Regions from separate parts of the Homo sapiens genome. Here region 2 is linked to region 1. A link is an interaction called in ENCODE POLR2A ChIA-PET data of the cell type or tissue named here. Cell type or tissue: A673. All regions are shown on one strand. Each heading gives the region's core, and the rest is flanking DNA. Links, peaks and the distances in the headings are about the cores only.

The links. ChIA-PET counts read pairs that join two places held together with the same protein. Peaks named below come from ENCODE experiments on the same cell type or tissue, not always from the same donor. Only the 100,000 strongest peaks of a DNase experiment are listed, where the experiment ranks them.
Region 2: POLR2A ChIA-PET joins it to region 1 with 5 read pairs; 2 of 35 experiments call an interaction of 5 or more read pairs at or near these places.

The regions. Positions count from the first base shown.
Region 1 is chr4:116,190,251-116,195,685 of GRCh38, forward strand. It overlaps the pseudogene TTC39CP1. Among named protein-coding and RNA genes, the nearest start is that of MIR1973, 110 kb to the right of the region's middle. In A673, for the core only: no CTCF peak of the experiment used is centred there; no DNase peak of the experiment used is centred there; H3K27ac peaks cover 2,500 bases.
Region 2 is chr4:116,326,650-116,330,382 of GRCh38, forward strand. No RefSeq gene overlaps it. Among named protein-coding and RNA genes, the nearest start is that of MIR1973, 29 kb to the left of the region's middle. In A673, for the core only: no CTCF peak of the experiment used is centred there; no DNase peak of the experiment used is centred there.

The sequences.
Region 1 (5,435 bases), core at 1,603-4,102:
TTTTCCAAAAGGAAATTGATATATATAACGATTCCCCAAAACTGTTTTATTGGTGAGGTAGAGTCACTTAAGATTGACAAACTTTGTATTTCCTATTGAAGTCAATAGATATTATTTTATAATGTAAAAAGATTAGAAATCCCTAGTAATTGGAGAAATCTCATTTTAAATGCATAAAAAAAGAGTGATAAAATGAGCAGGGTAGAGCTCAGGTAGTGTAAGAGATCAAAATGAACAATAGTAAAGAACTACAGGCTATAAGGTATTTATGTTGTTCCAATAAAATACTGAATGTATATTTAACCATCTACCATCCTTGTTGAATGCCAGGGATGGTGTTTTTGTCAAGATAAATTTGAAAAAAAAAATCTTGGAAATTCGGGTTTTGTAACTGATAGTAGATGAAAGACTTCTTGAAGTATCTTCAGGTTTGGATCCTTTGTACTGGAATTCTTAGAGCATTTGAAAAGAAAATGTAAAAGATTACCTCAAATTTTTTCTTAGAATGTTGCAAGGACATGGGTGAAGCCGGAAGCCATTATCCTCAGCAAACTAAAGCAGGAACAGAAAACCAAACACTGCATGTTCTCACTTATAAGTGGGAGCTGAACAATGAGAACACATGGACACAGGGAGGGTAACAACACACTGGGTCCTGTCGAGGGACGGCAGGTGATGGTGGGGGGAGCATTAGGGAAAATAGCTTATGCATGCTGGGGTTAATAGCTAGGTGATGGGTTGACAGGTGCAGCAAACCACCATGGCACAGGTTTACCGATGTAACAAAACTGCACATCCTGCACATGTAACCCAGAACTTAAAATAATAATAATAATAATTTTTTAAAAATTGTCTGGGATACTTTTTGGTATTAGCCCCAGTGTTATAACCTCATCACTCTCTGAGCTCTTTCACACGATTTATTTAATTCACAACTTCTAAGAAAATATAATACGTTAGTCTGACTTCTTGGACTCAGAATTGTACACTATAAACATTGTAAGTCCATAGGTAATAGCTATTTTTAATACTTTCCTCAAAAATGACTAGTTTAAATAAATGAAAGCATTATTCCTCATAATTGTCAACAAGAGAAGCATTATTTGTTAAGGTTCTAATGTGATTTTAAAAATTGGTTGAATAGAGTTTAATTAGTTTGCTTATTATTGTAATAATCATTCAATACACTATTGCATATATTCTTTGACATGCTCAAATTTTCACTATAATTATGGTTGATTAGACTAATTCATATCTGTTGTATTATAAATAAACACATTTAGGAAATTCAGATTTTGATAATTTACTGTAAAGAATAATATCAAGATAACTAAGTGACACTGGTAGAATTACTCTTTTGCATCACAAAGAAGTATTTAATTAACATAATTAATTCTAATTAGTATTGGTGTAAACATTTACACATGTGGTTTTATTTCACCTGTGTTCTATATATTTATACATCTGTGTTAGTCTTATTGAGTTAATAAATATTCAAATATTGATGGCATGGGATTTGAAGATGGTTAGCCAATCTCTACTTGTTACAACTAACAATCAGATGGGGGAGTAGGAACAGGAAAATTAATTCACCTGAATAAATAATTATAAAATAAGGTAAGATATAGTAATGGAGAAGAATGATTCAAAGCCAGGCACTGTCTCTTATTATTTGCAGAACTTTAATATTATGAAAGTTACCCTTATTTTACTTTATACTGTGGATGATGCCTGGTATATATAAAGCTCCAGGAGACAATGTTAGCCATTATTGATACCATATTGAAGCTAAATAATACTATGGGTGTTCAGTGAAACATTTGGTTATCAGAAAAGGTATTGGGAGCAGATAGTGAATGCAGAATAAGAATTGGTGGGTGAAGCATGAACTGTCAATGTGAGAAAAACGCATTTAATTATGGAAGGAATGGGGTAATTTGAGATTTTTGTTTGCTTTTATATAATTTCAAATAAGGAAAGTGTTTGTGTCGGGTTTAAGTTTTAAGAATTTAAATTGGATGCTGGTTTTCATGGATTAGGGAAGAAAGACAGAAAATATGAAATGACCACACACTGCAATTTCTGAATTAGATTAGGTGAAAAGCTATGTATCTGATGATAATGAAGAAAAAGAGGATAGCTGGAGAAATATTGTGAAAAGAAAAATTTACTACATGAGGTTGGCCCTCTGCAAATAAAAAAACCTTAAATTAATCTTCTCAGATAAGAAAAAAACTATGTAAATTATAACATTCTTACTGAAGCCAATCTACCTATTGTAAAAGTATTTGTATGCTACAGATATGAGCAATGCCCATCAAGAGGAGCCTAGGACACAGCCAAGACTGCAAATGTGGGTAGCTTCTACCTACTTTCATTTCATTACATTTTTAGGCTATAGATTATGCTCAATTTTTAAGCCAAAAATTATGAAATATTCTCATTGAGTACAGGAATATTATATTATGTTAAGCATCTCTAAAGATTCTAAAGAATTTGGCTAATTTCGATTGAGCTTTCAATAATGGGCATGCTTTTTTAAAAAATCTAATATTCAAATTAGACATTTAATTGAATGTCAAGACAGATGCACTGAACTTTCTAATAAGTTGGCTCTTGATTTCAAATTTATCATCTTTTTTCTCTTAAATATTCTTCTCTGTATAAGCAAAGATTACCTTTGTTGTAATTATATTAAAAAAATCAGTGAAAGCAGCACTTTAAAAAAATAATAAAATAAAAAGTCCAGGTTTGTTTGGTTTGGTTGGTTTTTTGCCCTTGGCATCTGTCTTCACATGAGTCACATATTTTTGATTCTTTTCATCATTTAATAGTAAATAAACATGGATATCTGGATATTGTATGAAACAAGGACAAAACTACAATGCAGAGTTCAAAAGTATCCTCAGAATTATATTTTCACTTTATCCTGTTTGTCTCTTATTCTGATATCCTGCTTACTTAGTTACCATTTCTAAAAATCCATATATTCATTTATGGAGATGGGAACATATCTCATTTACTGTTGTATTGTCAGAGCCTACCACACTCATTTACTATTGTATTGTCAGAGTCTACCACAGTACTTTATATGTGGTAAAAGTCCAATAAATATTGGATAAATATAATCATAATTAGTTAATAAGGGAAAACAGTTGCCAAGAGAATATTATTTACTTTCTATTTCAAAGGACAGGTAGTATAAAGAAAATTAAAATGAGATTCATCTAGAGTGTGTTACAGGTAAAAGCTGTTCAATTAATTAAGAACTTTAATAACTTCCAGTTTATGGTGCTATAACAATTTCTGGTATCTAGAAGAATAGACTCATCTGTTTTTATCATTGAAACAAACAAACACAAAAATAAAAATGAAGAATGTATAGCTATCTTGCCCACCATTCTCTTTAAATGTGAATATGCTGAGATCAATAATGACTGAGATTAGTTGCTTCTGTATTTTATTTTTGAATACTTAGTTTAATTTTGTTTTAAAATTAATAAATCACAAAATTAAAATGAACAAGTTCATTTAACTGTCTTCCCAGGTAGTTATTATTATTATTACGTTTTAGTTATATGTTTAAAAGAGGAGATATTTAATATGTCAGCCTAATTGGAAAAATGTGTCTTTGGCATAGGTGATTTTCAGAACAAAAGCTCATCTTTACAAGAGCTTTGTCCTCTGCTTTGATCTTAAAAAACAGAACCTGGGTGGAGAGTGACAGAGCAGAAACATCAGATCTGTCACTGAGAAACCAATTTTCTGAGAAAGACTGGAATCGATGTAAAAATGCAATCCGTTTTCAAAGTTGGAGCCAGAGCAATCGTACTTTTCTTAAGAAGTAGAGTTCTGCTTCTCTCTAGTCTCTGCTTTCACTAATAGAAAATAGCCAAGTTCACAGCAAGCATACAGTTGAACATATAAGTTATACTGACGACACAACTCATCTTTAATTGCTTACTGAAATAACTGAACAACATCTTCTGAGTTTCCTAGAGATTTATGTATGGCACCAAGAAGCAAATACTTTAATCCAATAGATGAATTATCCACTCACTGGCGAAATTTGACTAATTCCTCTATAGGTTGGGAACAGAACAGTTTGGAAGGGCTTTCTATAAGTATAACACTTCAGTAGATGCCAGCACACAGGGCAGTTTGGTTAAGGTTTGTTTCCAAACTCCCTCTGACTTTTTCACAGAGAACTGTTCAATTTGGTTGTTTTTCCTTTTGAAGAGTTTGTGAACTTCTTTAAAGACAAACTGTGCCTCCCACATCACCAGTGGATTCCTGACAAACTGCAGTTAAACAGGCAGATAGCACTGGGACTGTCTGAACCCTTTATTTTTTTTCAGCCTCTCTAAGGAATCAAATTTATCCTTGCAATTCAGCTTTACCATTTGGCACCAACCAATTTCATACAGACAGACATGTTGAATTTCTCTCAGACGTATTGCAAGTTCCAAAGCATTATGAAAAGGAGTTAAGACACTTGATTTGTCATGACTTATTATAAAGGACACAACTCAGGAACAGTCAAATGGGAGAGATGCACAGGGCAAGGTATGTGGGAAGGGGCATAGAGCTTTCATGCCCTCTCAGGGCATGCCACCCTTCCAGAACCTTCATGTGCTCACCAACCTAGAAACTTCTATTTTTAAATGCCCTGAATATATATGCCATACAAATGATTGAAAACAACAACAACAAATCAACTCCATGGCGGTCACCATGTTAGATCTGTTGAAATGCTACAACAGGCCAGGCACGGTGGCTCAGGCCTGTAATCCCAGCACTTTGGGAGGCAGAGGCGGGCGGATCACCTGACATCAGGTGTTCCAGATCAGTCTGTTAAACATCGGGAATCCCTGTCTCCACTAAAAATACAAAAATTAGCCAGGCATGGTGGCGCGCTCCTGTAGTCCCAGCTACTCATGAGGCTGAGGCAGAAGAATCATTTAAACTCAGGTGGCAGAAGTTGCAGTCAGCTGAAATCGTGCCACTGAACTCCAGCCTGGGCGACAGAGCAAGACTCTGTCTCAGTACATGCATGCATACATACATACATACATACATACATACATACATACATACATACTACAACTATATTAGTTGAAATGATAATAAGTTAGTTACACAGAATAAAAGAGGCATCTTAGTGATCCGCCTTTGGGAACAGAAAACCCAGTTTTCTGGGGGAAATAAAGCATTCTGTATGAAAGTTTATTAAAGCATTTAGTTGACAGATTGCTTCTATAACCTTTGTTCTTGTTTGTGAGAAACATTTATAAGCCTATGCTTCTAAAATCTATAAACTGATATTCTCATTCACAATTAAAATGAGCAAGACAGATTGGTTTTAGCACACAATAGCATTTTTATGGACTCTCATTTTTTTCATGGGCCACTTAGCTGTAAATAATTCATGCAAA
Region 2 (3,733 bases), core at 1,234-3,733, 140 kb after region 1:
TCTGGTACCGTTTTCTTATTTTCCCACTCATTTGCAATAGCAGCTTAGTATCATATAAAAATTTCACAGGTGTCTGAAAATTTCCTTATTGTTATACACAGATATTGCTGCACCAACCACATTGTTTTAAACAATGAGGCTACACAAATAATGTATGAATATCTAGTAGGTTATTCTTCACACCATTGTCTTACTTTTCACATTTTTGATAGCCATCTCTAGCATATATGTTTTATAACTTTTTTTTACTTTATTCACATTAATGCTACAAATCAAACGGATAACAAATTACCTAACAAATCTGCATCCTATTAGCATGACATGTCTCTCCATTAATTTTCATCTTACATATTTTTCAGTAAAATTTTATGATTGTCTCCGTTAAGGTCTTGTAATTCTTTTGTTCAGTATATTCCTTGTTAGATCATATTTACATGACAAATTATATTATTTTGAATTAAAATATGTAACTTCTTATTGCTGATTTATAAAAATGAATACTAAAGATCTAACCTGAGAGGAGAGAAAGCTCTGTTCACATCATTATTTGGCAGAGGAGAATACTCCAAAGATTGATTTATTTGATTGTAGAACTCCATTGCAGATTCCTTAGTCTGAATGATTCGACTGCCTATTAATCCTTTAAGAATCTACACTCCAGAAAGTCCAATGCAGTGTGAATAGAAAGACTATATTTTCTAACTTAAAAAAAGTGTTTTTGAAATCATATCACATGATTGTGAATGAATCATACATCTCAAATTGGGTTAGGCTAGGGAGGGGAGCAGAGACTAGGTGGATTTATGTTTTGCTCAGCTTGACTAGCTTCACTTTAAAATTCCAATTTTGAAATTTCTGAGTTATACCTAACTTTATAAGTAACTTCACCTCACAAGAAAGCAACATAATTTTTCACCGGAAAGAGGAGGTCAAGGAGAGATCCTGTACTGTATTTGACATTTCTTCAATTGCAGTCTTCAATCTCCACCATAGTGGAGTGACAGTGGTCATAAAGACACCCAATTCCACATTCAATAAAGACTTTCAATACAGAATGAGTCTTTGGATTTATAGCTTTACCTTTCCTACATTTAATAACTATGTAATTCATCAAATAGAGATTTTCTATTTGAAGATTAGAAAAGGAAAAATGAAAGGCAACATTTACTGCTGCCTCTGGTTTTATTTTCAAATTCAGGATCTTACTAATTTACATAAATACTAGTGATATTTTAAACAGTGCAAACTTAAATGAATCTCATTAATCCCCATTGACTACTATGCAAGAGTGTTTAGTGGTCTTCTCTCTTACATATCTATCTCTAACATCAAGCCAGCTGCCTGATACATGATTGCCAGAGAAGTTCATATTTTCTATTCACTTGTGCTCAGTGAAACTCCTAGCCAACAGCAGTGAGAAGTTAAAACAAGAAGTATGCTGAGAACTACTAGTAAATACTTAAGACTGAGTTATTTCTATATGCCAAACTCTATCTCATGAGGATGAAATGGGCATTATGTTAACCCTCTTTATGGCAGCTTTCACTAATGTTCAAATAGGATCAGAATCAACAGCTGCTAAGTGACAGGACAGTTAGAACATAGAAATGTCTGAAACTAAAACACGCAATTTTAACCATTGTGCAAAGAACATATAGTATGTGTGTGTGTGTGTATATATATATATATATATAAAATTCCTGATTATGTTTCTGGAAATCCTCTTCATCAAGTGTCTCTTAATGTGAGTCATTTAATCTGGTGGTAGTTTTGACTTTTTTTTTAACTTCCTCTTTCACATAGAAAGTTAAGGAACCTTAGCCCAGGATAAAAAGTAAAGCTCAACTGCCATGAGGGGAAGCTGCTATTAGATCTTGCCAGTAACTGAAGTCTAAGAAGGTATGAATAATGGGAATTCTAGGCAAAATGTTTGAGATAAGCCTGTAAGAAAAGATCAAGACATTCTAAAGTTATGCATATGTTTCAAATTTATTTGGCTGAGGAACAAGCAAAAATAACTATGGTATGATAGAGGATAATACCAGCTCACTGCTTTTGAAAATCTAAGTACATGTTCTGTCTTAGTCCAGTCAGCCTACGATAAGAAAATTACCATAAACTGAGTGAAATATACAATGGAAATGTATTTCTCACAGTTTTGGAGGCTTGGAAGTCCAAGATCAAGGTGCTGGCAGATTCACTTTCTGGTGAAGGCCATCTTCCTAGTCCATAGATAGCCCTCTTCTTGCTGCATCCTTACCTGGTGTAAAAGGTGAGGGTGCTCTCTGAAGTTTCTTTTATAAGGGCACTAATAATCCCATTTATAAGGATTCTGCCCTCATGAGCTAGTAAACCTCCCAAAGACCCTACCTCCTAATACCATCATTAGGGATTAGATATCAACATGTGCATTTTGGAAGGACACAAATATTCATTTTATAGTGAGTGCTCTATGGCTATGATGTACGTCTTTTGAAATATACTTACATGTCAGTATTTGACAGGGCTAAGATTACTGTGTTAGTTTTCTAAGAGTGCTATAACAAAGTACCACCGAAATGGGTGGCTTAAACAACAGAAATTTATCTTCACAATTTTAGAGGCTAGAGGTCCCAATTTCAAGGCGGGTTTCCTCCAAGGACTTGCTTCTAAATTGTAGACAGCTGTCCTCTCCTGACATCTCCATGCTGTGTTTCTTCTGCGAGCCTTTGCCTTAATCTTTGCTTTTTATGGGGACATGCATCATATTGGATTAATGTCTACCCTAATGACCTTATTCTAACTTAATTGCTTCTCTAAAGTCCCATCACCAAATACAATTACAATCCAAATTACTGGGGCTTAGAATCCATATTTTGACATATAAATTTGTAAGGGACACATTCATCCCTTAACAATTGCCATATACATTATAGGCTTTATTTGTATTTGATTATCCAATTAAACATAATGAAGTCTCTTTAATAGGATTCAAAATTCAAACACTGTGTCATGAATACTCTATTTGTATTCAAATATGTATATGCTATAATCTGAATGTTGGTGTCGTCCCAAAATTCATGTTAAAACCTAATGACCAATGGAATAGTATTAAGAGGTGGGGATTTTGGAAGGTTATTAGGTCATGAGGGCTCCATCCTCATGAACGGGATTAATGCCCTATAAAAAGGCTCAGGGGAGCCAGTTTACCCCTTCTGCCATGTGAGGATGCAGGAAGAAGGTCCCTCCCTACTTTAAAGCAAAGGCAGAGCTCTCATCAGACTGAACCTGCCAGCACTTTGATTTTGAACTTCTCAGCCTCCAGGGCTGTGAGCAATAAATTTATATTGTTTATCAATTACCCAGTCAAGGTAATTTTTTATAGAAACAAAAATTGATAAAACCATTATGCTTTCATTTCTCTACAGTATTTTGTACTATTTTGATGAGATATTAAAATGATAAGATCTTAAATTAAGTGGTATGTACTCAGGTATTCATTTTATTACTACAGTTTGAAATTACATATGTATTATAAATATCCAGTAATTTGATAATATCAAATATTACAAATAAACATAGACTTAACATGGTGACTCAACCCTGTAATTGCAGTACTTTGGGAAACCAAGTTGAGAGGATCACTTGAAGCCAGCAGTTCAGAACCATCCTAGGTAATAAGCCCCTATCGCTACAAAATTTTTTTTTTTTTTTTTTTTTTTTTTTTTTTTGAGACGGAGTCTCGCTCTGTCGC